Regions from separate parts of the Homo sapiens genome. Here region 2 is linked to region 1. Evidence: chromatin loops called from intact Hi-C (ENCODE). Cell type or tissue: ovary. All regions are shown on one strand.

Region 1 (5,000 bases):
CAGATGCTAGTCACCTGCCTCCCCTAACACACAGGAGACCGCCTGTCTGGACAGCCTCATTGGCCCCATGGATTCCCTTGGCCTGGCCCAGAAAGCTGCCCTCAGGAGCTGTAGAACTGAGATCCTTCTGCAGGGCCCTGTGGGCCTGAGCACATCCTTGAGGCTCCAGTTCTCCCTCAAACCCCAGCCCAGGGGTCACATAGGCAACCAAAGGTCTTTACTTTAAATTTTAGAAAATTGCTAACTGCAGCTCAATGACCAGCAGGACAGCGGCTTGATATCAGATAATGGAATCTGAGCAGCAGCTGATGTTAATCTGATTGTTCCCGACAGCCTGGGCAGGGCCAGAGAGACAGGCTTCAGGTCCCCGCACCTTTTGTCTGCAACACAGGGTCAAGTTTTGTTCTTGTCATCGGGCCATGTCTTCCAGTGTCATCAGCTCAGCACTTCATGTTCAGCATGTAATGACATTTGTTTTTCTTGCTAATTGCTCTTGGAGTGGTTTCCATTTCCCCAACTAGACTGAAATCTTGTTACCCCAGAAACAGTGTCTTTCTGTGAGTCTCACACAGAAAGGAGTGGACGGTGGGCTGCCTCTCTGTTCTACCCTGTATTGTCCCTAACCAGCTGTCCACCAGAGCACGATGACCACAGATAAATGACCTGCCATGTGACATCAAGTTGCTAGATTCACCAGCAACCAGTCACTCACCCGTTTCCTGAGTATAGATCTCTGGCTAACGACTCCACCTTGCACACTACAAGAATGTGGAGCAGGCTGGGCACGGTGCTCACACCTGTAATCCCAGCACTTTGGGAGGCTGAGGCAGATGGATCAACTGAGGTCAAGAGTTTGAGACCAGCCTGGCCAACATGATGACACCCCATCTCTACTAAAAATATAAAAAATTAGCTGGGCGTGGTTGCAGGTGCCTGTAATCCCAGTTACTCGGGAGGCAGAAGTGGGAGAATTGCTTGAACCTGGGAGGCGGAGGTTGCAGTGAGCCGAGATCGTGCCATTGCACTCTAGCCTGGGCGACAGAGCAAAACTCCATCTCAAAAAAAAAAAAAAAAAAAAAGAACGTGGAGCAATGACCATAAAGAGTGAAGCTGACACTGAGAAGTGCTGGCATCCCCCTCCGTAGGCCAGGTGCGGTTCATCAGCACCCTCGGGTCTGAGCTTTTGAGCTGAGGCCTTTCCAAGCCTCAAGGGAGCAGATGGTAGAAGAAAAAAAATGTTAAATCCCCAAGCTGGAGGAAAGTGGGTTTGCCAAGAAAAATCCTTCCAAAATTGTGTCTCCAATACGACCGTGTTGTCTTTGACAGCAGAGACGTTTTTGTACAGCTTCCCTCCTATTTAGGAACAGCTGACGTGAACTCGACATCGGAAATATAAAATCAGCAGGGAAGTGGGTCTGAATCACGGGAAAGTTAGTTTTTTCAAGTGCCAAGGACAATTGAAAGCACATGCTTTTCAATTTGTCGACTGGTACAAATTGGTTTTTGGCACAAACAGAAATGTGACCAATTTCTACAGCTGCGAAAACGACCTCTGTGCAGCAGGACGGAGACAGGGGCAGCTGGCGTCCTTGGGTGGGCTCTGAGCCCCGTTCATCCCTGAGACTCTCCTCCCCGCTCATGTGGCCCCTTCTCTCAGCCCTGCAGCGGCCTCTCCCCACCCGGCATTGCTCTCTGTCCGCCAACTCACGTTTCTTGAACAGTCTTTGGAAAACATTTCTGGGCAGTGGAAGGGGTGTATCTCTTCCCAATTATTCAAGAACCAGCTCTGTGACCCTGGACAGGTCGCTGGAACCTCTTGGGCTTCAGCCAATGGGAAATGAGATGGTTGGCCAGAGGGTCCCCAAGACCCCAAACCTGTGAAACCCAGACCAGGCGATGTGGCCACAGGTTCCCAAGCAGCGGAAACTCTTAGATCGGCCTCCGCGTCTGAGAACAGAGCGCAGCGGAACTGCCGCGTGGCCAGCACCTGGGCCTCCCCCGGAGCTGCTCAGGAGTGCAGAGTTCAGGCCTTGCCCCCTGCTGAACTTGAACTGGACTGGCCCTGGGAGGCCACTCCTCAGGCCTTCAACCTGTCATCTGAGAGCCGCCAGCAGATGGCAGCAAAGGCCCAGCTCTGGCAGGTCTCTGAGGCCTCCCGGCTGGGCCGGGCCCTGGTACCTGGAGGAAGATTGCACGCTCTGGGACTGCGAGTTGCAAAGGTACCATGAGGAGCCCCGGGAGGTGAAAACACTTCCCGGGCTAACGTGGCGCCGAGAGGGACTGCGGACCCACTCTTGGCTTCCTCTTTAGAGGAGAGATGGAGCGGGGTCCGAAGCGCACAGGCTTCGAAGGAACTAGTGAGCCAGCCGAGGGCAGCGGGAGCCGCAGAAATCAGCTCGGAGAGAGTCGCGTGCAGGCTGCAGGTGTAGGGAGAGCCGGGGTCAGGCTCCGGTGCGCCGCGGGGGATGGCGGACCCTCCGGGGGCCGTGCTCCCCGCATTCCCACCACGGCGCAGGCATCGGGTGCCCTGCTCATCGCCCCTCCAGCCGGGGCCGGGCCTGCCTCTGGAAGCCCCACGGGTTCTCTGGGGCCTTTGGTTCCAGCGGGACCCAGGAGAGCAGCAGCTTTTGTCCGTGTGGGCCACGGTGACCTTCCCAGACACAAAATCAATGCCTAGGAATTGCGGAGTGACCCATCAGCACACGTAGAAAGGGTGGCATTTGTGACTTTTGTGCAGCTCGCTCAGGTGACACGAAGTCAGCTCCGAGCCCTGCCCAGCCCCAGCCGTCTCCTCCCAGCAGCTTCCAGGGCTGCAGCCACTGCAAGAAGCCAAAGGGGAACCCGTCCCCCCGGGGGGCCTGGGGACCAGCAAGACGAGGCGGGTAAATGGGCTTCGCGGGCGGCCGCAGGCAAAGCCAGGGAGGATCTCACATCCTCGTCAGCTCGGCAGCAGCAACACAGCACCGCGGGCCAGTGGGCTCAGCAGCGGGCGTCTGCGTTTCCCAGTCCTGGCGGCCACAGCCCGAGATCTGGGTGTGGGCAGGGCTGCTTCTGCCTGGGGCCTCTCTCCTCAGCTGAGCTGCCGTCTTCTCCCCGTGCCCTCACCTGACTGTCCCCGCGTGCACGGCTGTATCCTCATCTTCTCTTCTTGGAAGGACACCAGTCCTGCTGGATCAGGGCCCACCCACATGACCTCATTATACCTTACTGGCCGCCGTAGAGACCCCAGCTCCACATAAAGCCACATTCTGAGGTCCTGGGAGTTCGACCGGCAGCTTATGAATCTGGAGGACACAATTGATTCAGCCCGCAACCATCGCGGAGGCTTTGCTTGGGGCACAGCTGGCAGAGTGTGAGTCACCCAGCGCCAGCACCACACGGTGGTGGTCGGGGGTAGCACCCGGGGCTCCAGGCGCAGGGAGCCCAGCTGCAGTGCGGGTGCTGCTGAGAGCTGGAGAACGCTGGGGAGACACGCGGCCCGGGCTTCCCGGGCCTGGCTGGCTGCACTGCCCCCCACACCCGGGGGTCTGACTTAGCAGGTCTTAGGGGTGTCCAAGAACCTACTTTTAACCAGTCCCTAGGTACCTTAAGACCAGGAGGAGGATTTGGAAGATCCCGCTTTGTGCTAATTTCATCTAATCCTTGCCATAGGCCTATTAGAGGTAAGAAAACAGAGCTACAGAGGTTGAAGAAAAATTCTCAAGATCACATTAAAAGTACATTTACCATTCAAACCTAGGGTCATGTGGCTTCAGAGCCCTTGTTCTGAAACCCGTGCCGGCATTCCATTTCTAGACCAGGGTGGTGAGCACCAAAGCCCCAGAGAACCCAAGGGGGTTCCAGAAGCAGGCCCAGCCCTGGGTGGAGAGGCGGTGCCAGGATGCCTGACACTGCACAACCTCAGCCCAGGACACCTGCAGCCCAGCACACCTGACACCCACACAACCTAGCCCAGGACACCTGATGTCCACAACCTAGCCCAGCACACCTGACACTCCTGCAACCTCAGCCCAGGACACCTGCAGCTCAGGACACCTGACTCCCACACAACCTCAGCCTAGCACACCTGACACCATATGCCCTCAGCCCAGGACACCTGCAGCCCAGCACACCCGACAGTACCCTACCTCAGAGTAGAGGTGATGTTCAGAGCACTAACAGCTTCGGGGCACAACCCGCTGGGGCTGCCCACATTGGGCTGGAACAGCCCCCTCCAAGCTCCCCCATGTCAGGTATTTGGCTCCCCTGGTGCCGGATGATGAGGTGATATTAGTGGGCGGGGACACCCAAGAGAGGGGCTCATGCAGCGCTACTACAAACTCGTGTGGGAGGATTTCCATATTTCAGTATTTTTACCACAAATCAGGGCTCCACAGTGCCGGCTGCTGACTCTGCCATTCTTAGATCAAACTTCTAGGCTCTTAGTGCAATAAAATACAAGTGACAGAAGTGTCCCCAGAGATCCCCCGCAGTGTGCGGCTGGGGTTACAAGTGGATCCCAAGTCTCCTCATCCCCAAAGTGCCATTTGACCAGGGGTACCCCTCACAGCAGCCTGCAGCTTCCCTTTTCCTCTCCTCCATCCTTAGCTTTCCCAGGCCACCCCTTCCCAGCACCAATCCACAAAACCACGTGTTGCCCAGGTCCCCGTGTCTTGGCTCAATAGGTGACTCCAAAACAAAAGCGTTGCATCTTTAAAAGTGCCATCATTTCCTGTCCGTGTGTGCTGGCAAGACTGGCTTGGAGGCTGGGATCAGGGCCTGGGAACAGATGGGCCGAGTGGGGGGCAGGCAGGGGCAGGCGGGGAATGCCCAGCAAGAACAGGGGACGCCTACGTAAGAGGAAAGCTGTCCTGGGCGCCCCAGGAGAGTCCCGGCTCGGGGCCCTGCATGTCGCCGGCAGAGAGAGAAGGCCGGTGGGTGGGAAGTGTCACCTGAGCCCCCTGCTCTGTCCACAGGCCCAAGTAAAAGGAGACCCAGCACCACCTGCCATAACTCACAGT
Region 2 (5,000 bases), 420 kb after region 1:
CCTCATTGATCTCAGTCCTCATTCCCCTCAGTCCTCATTGATCTCAGTCCTCATTGCCCTCAGTCCTCATTCCCCTCAGTCCTCATTGCCCTCAGTCCTCATTCCCCTCAGTCCTCATTGCCCTCAGTACTCATTGATCTCAGTCCTCATTGATCTCAGTCCTTATTGATTTTAGTGCTCATTACCCTCATCCTCATTGATCTCAGTGCTCATTACCGTCAGTCCTCATTGATCTCAGTCCTCATTGCTCTCAGTCCTCATTGACCTCAGTCCTCATTGATCTCAGTCCTCATTCCCCTCAGTCCTCATTCCCCTCAGTCCTCATTGCCCTCAGTCCTCATTGATCTCAGTCCTCATTGATCTCAGTCCTTATTGATTTTAGTGCTCATTACCCTCAGTCCTCATTGATCTCAGTGCTCATTACCGTCAGTCCTCATTGATCTCAATCCTCATTGCTCTCAGTCCTCATTGCCCTCAGTCCTCAGTGATCTCAGTCCTCATTCCCCTCAATCCTCATTGCTCTCAGTCCTCATTGATCTCAGTCCTCATTGCCCTCAGTCCTCATTGCCCTCAGTCCTCATTGATCTCAGTCCTCATTGCTCTCAGTCCTCATTACCCTCAGTCCTCATTGCCCTCAGTCCTCATTACTCTGAGTCCTCATTGCTCTGAATGTTCATGAAGGGCATGATTTCTTCCATGTGGTTGGTGCAAAAGTAATTGCAATTTTTGCCATTACTAATAAATAGTAGCCAACAATGTTATATTTTGTAGGGACACAATTTTCCACGGGTCTCCTGACTGTCTGTACATCCTGAAAGCAAAGATCTCAATAACCTCTGCCCCAGGATGTCTTGTCACGGATGTCTGCAGACAACCCTGGTTTGGAATATGAAGTTTCCCCTGCAGAGAAAAGATCCTGGTTCCCTAAGCTGGAGGATCCTCTCCTGTCCCGGAATCCACAGTGAGTGCAGGTCTCGTTCTGTGGGGATTAGGCCTTAAATAACTTAGACAAAAACGGCTAGTACTCTGCCTGCTGCTGTGACTGTGAGTAATAACACCATCCTTGTCTCTGATGCAGCAGTCTTGTGTCTTTTGCCAGCATCCACAAAACTATGGCAGCCTAACTTGTTAGCCCGCAAGTAGAGTAAGATCTCAGACCCTTCACAGCTCTCAACCCATTTGTAGAATTTTATTAAAAAGCAGACAAACAGTACTAGCAAGAGTTATAATCTAATTAAAAGAGCTGGAGACTCCTATATAGTTCCTAAAGATGAAAGTGTGTCCTGGGCTCCCACCCTCTCCCTGCCTGTCCTATCACCCACCACAGTGCTGACACAACCAAAGGTGCTTGGTGAAAACTGGGCTAGAGGTGAGCTCTTGGTGCCTGTTTCCAAAGCAGGCGTTGTCAGACCTGAGCAGCCTGCTTCGAGTGGGAGAGTCGTCCACTCTTCCCAAGACCTCCTGCTGTGCCAAGTCAACCACAGCCAACAAGAAGACCAACGTGGTGCATGGTTGTGTTGCTCTGATGAGGACGGCGGCATGGACAGCTTCAATTTTCAGTGAGGCTGGCGCACTTTACACACACATTCCTTTGAATTCTCAACACATCCTGTAAGGTTGAAACTCTTTTCCCCACGTCACAGATGGAGAAAACTCAGCCAGATCAAAGTCATGTTGCTAGAAAGTGACCTAACTGGGTTTAAACCTACCAGTTTGGCATCTCACGAGTAAGCTGCAAATGCTGGATGGAAGCTTAAAACCGTGTTGGTGTTCATCAGGCAAAGCCGAGGAGTGCCGGCGAGGAGGACCAGCCCGGGCTGCCGGGTGCTCCGCGTCCTGCAGACACAAGGTGGCTTTTGGAAGACAAGCTGCTTACATGGCCTTGTGGCCATCTGGCTCTTGTTTGTGGTTGGGGGGGGGTGACTGAAGGGCATGGGGTGTGGAAACCGATCTATCGTTTCTTGTATCTTACTGGGCACAGGCTGTATTTATATATGTGGCTCCCAGGGCCCGAGGGGGGAGGGCCGGGCTTGCCAGTGGCCAGTTCTGCTCACTCAGCAACCCAAAGTGTGCTCCTGAGGGGGTAGAGCATAGAGGGCCCCCAGGAAGGACCCACCTAGAACTAGATTCTATCTCTCCTTATACACCCCAAAAGTCCTGGGCTGAAATTTCACACCGAATGCATCCCTTGCCCTCATTTTTCTTTTCTTTCTTTTTTATGCTGTTTCTTGTCTTCTCTTTCTTTCTTTTGGGGTGGAATTGTGTCCCCCTAAAAGGTTTTTTGAAAACCTAACTCCTGGCACCTGAGAAAGTGGCTTTGTGTGGAAAGAAGGTCCTTGCAGACACAGTTAGTTAAGATGAGGTCACATGGAGTAGAAGGGTGTTTGCACAGTATGCCAGCAATCTTAGAAGAGAGACACACGGAGAGGGGATGCCACACAGAGACAGACACACAGAGGGATGCCAGCCATGTGACGGTGGCTAAGGAGAGGGGAGTTACAGAGCTGCAAACCAAGGAACGCCAAGCAATGTGGCAAGGCCAGCAGCCGGGAGAGAGGCGCGTGCAGGGAGGCCAGCGGCCGGGACAGAGGCACATGTAGGAGGGCCGGTGGCCAGGACAGAGACTCATTTACGGAGGCCAGAGGCGGGCACAGAGGAGCATGCAGGGAGGCCAGCGGCTGGGACAGAGGCACATTTACGGAGGCCAGAGGCAGGCACAGAGGCACGTGCAGGGAGGCCAGCGGCCAAGACAGAGGCGCATGCAGGAAGGCCAGCGGCCGGGACAGAGGCACATTTACGGAGGCCAGAGGCAGGCGCAGAGGCACGTGCAGGGAGGCCAGCGGCCAAGACAGAGGCGCATGCAGGGAGGCCAGCGGCCGGGACAGAGGCACGTATACCGCGGTCAGTGGCCGGGACAGAGGCACATGCAGGGGGGCCAGTGGCCAGGACAGAGACTCATTTACGGAGGCCAGAGGCAGGCACAGAGGCGCGTGCAGGGAGGCCAGCGGCTGGGACAGAGGCACATTTACGGAGGCCAGAGGCAGGCACAGAGGCGTGTGCAGGGAGGCCAACAGCCACCACAGAGGCGCGTGCAGGAAGGCCAGCGGCCGGGACAGAGGCGCGTGTACGGAGGCCTGGAGCCAGGACAGAGGCGCGTGCAGGGAGGTCAGCAGCTGGGACAGAGGTGCATTTACGGAGGCCTGGAGCCGGGACAGAAGCGCGTGCAGGGCGGCCAGCGGCCGGGACAGAGGCGCGTGCAGGGGATCCGGCCAGGACAGAAGCACAGAGAAGATTGGCCCTCAGAGCCCCCCCAAGGGGGAACCACCTCTCACCAAGACCTTGGTGCTGGCCTCTTGGCCCCCTGAACAGTGAGAAGCCATGCCTCTGTGGTTGTCAGCCCCCGTCTGGCTGTGGTTTGCTGTGCCACCCCCGGACTGTCACCCCCCTTGCAGTTTTTCTTTCTGTGGCTTTCATTTACTCTCTTTCTTCTTCCTTTCTCATGGGCTTCCCCTGCAGGAAGTACACTTACTGCTATGTCACAAGGTGCAAGCGAATGCTATGGCTGTGCCCCCTGGCTCCCTTTGGGATTTTCCTGGGGCCCCAGGGACTAGAAATGAGACCAGGTGGTCTTTGCCCCCAAGCCTGGCTGCCACCAGACTCAGTCCCGGCTCAGTCTGGCTTCCATCTCTGGGGCGGCCTCGAGCACGGGCTCATCTTCCCCACACAGCAAACAGAGCCTCGGCAGGCTGTGCTTGGAGAAGCCACATCCTCTCAGACAGCAAGAAGGGTTTTATCCTGAGTACGTTTTTTAAAATTAAATTTCAGGAGTGGGGTTGGGAGCAGATTCTTTATTCTCCCACGAGTAGGTCTTTCCCACGGTGATGACCATAAGGACAACAAAAGAACGAGCGAGAGTCAGCATCACCTCCCGCCTCCCGAGCGAGGGTCAGCATCACCTCCCGCCTCCCAAGACACACGGGGAAGCCAGGCGCGTCTGTCACGGGTGAGGGCTGCTCTTGCCCAGGGCAGCCCAGGGAGGGGGTAGGCTGTTCAGCAGCCTCTGGGGCCTGGAGAAAGCGGGTCCCTTCTGGAGGTGTGACCCGGCCGGAGTCCTCCTGGGCTGACCCAGAGGGGCCCTCCTCAGCCCCTTCTTCCCACGGGAACTGCTGGATCCAGGCCTGCTGCGCGCCGCAGTGGGGCCAGCTGGCCTGTCCCATGTCAGGGGAGACACCCCGCCCAGCTGCCCAGGCACACACCAGCCCGCACCCACCCTCTAAGCCCACAGCTAAGCGCCCATCATGCACTCCAGCTTCAGACCCCGCTCTGGGGCTGCCACTGACTGCTATTTTAGCCGCTTGCTCCAGCTACCTTTTCATCAAAGGCCTTGAGACTCAGCCAATTCAGGAGACCACAATGGGCCCAAGAAGGCATCTGTGAATATGGCGTCTGCCTGTGGGGCCTCGTTCCCAGCAAAGGGACTGTCCATAGCCTTTCAAAGCGACAGGGCCCGATGGGAGAAGGGGGCAGAGAAGGAGAAGAGCAGCGGAGAAGGGAGCCAGCAGACATACTGGCCCGAGGCAGCGGGTTAAAGGCTGTGACGCCTGCTTTCCCAGGTCACAACGGAGAGGAGAGTCCGCTGGATGCTGCCCCAACCCTGGCCTGTGGCTGCAGCCCAGAGCCCTGTCCACTTCCAGGGGACCCTGTCATGCGTGGCAGCAGACACCCATCCCTGGACCGCAGGGTCTTCTTTCCTCTGAGCCTGTGGCCACACACCTGGCACAGGCCTGTGTCTGATCTGTTTGACTGGCTTGGCCCACTGTCCCGTGTGAGGCACACGGGACAGTGTGAGGCACAGAACCACAGGACCCCAGGGATGGAAGAGGTTGCGGAGGTCTGTGTCCAGCACCCCGCTGTGCAGAACGGCCTCCTTGCTTCCTGACGGGGACAGGGAACTCACTGCCTTTCTTGGTGCCCACTCTGCCTAGGATGCTCTGGGAGTG

Evidence for each region. Hi-C counts contacts between places; a loop is a spot of excess contacts. Peaks named below come from ENCODE experiments on the same cell type or tissue, not always from the same donor. Only the 100,000 strongest peaks of a DNase experiment are listed, where the experiment ranks them.
Region 2: a loop joins it to region 1, with 5 times the contacts of the local background. A loop is called at or near these places in 95 of 110 quality-filtered maps.

The regions. Positions count from the first base shown.
Region 1 is chr7:154,911,782-154,916,781 of GRCh38, forward strand. No RefSeq gene overlaps it. Among named protein-coding and RNA genes, the nearest start is that of PAXIP1-AS2, 14 kb to the right of the region's middle. RefSeq lists an enhancer at 2,217-2,306. In ovary, a CTCF peak has its summit at 2,112 (motif pointing right); DNase peaks (open chromatin) are centred at 2,140 and 2,990; H3K4me3 peaks cover 490 bases.
Region 2 is chr7:155,335,535-155,340,534 of GRCh38, forward strand. LOC105375592 (a long non-coding RNA gene) reads right to left here and starts at 1,927. Exons shown (of 3, transcript XR_007060612.1): 1 at 1,710-1,927. In ovary, no CTCF peak of the experiment used is centred here; no DNase peak of the experiment used is centred here.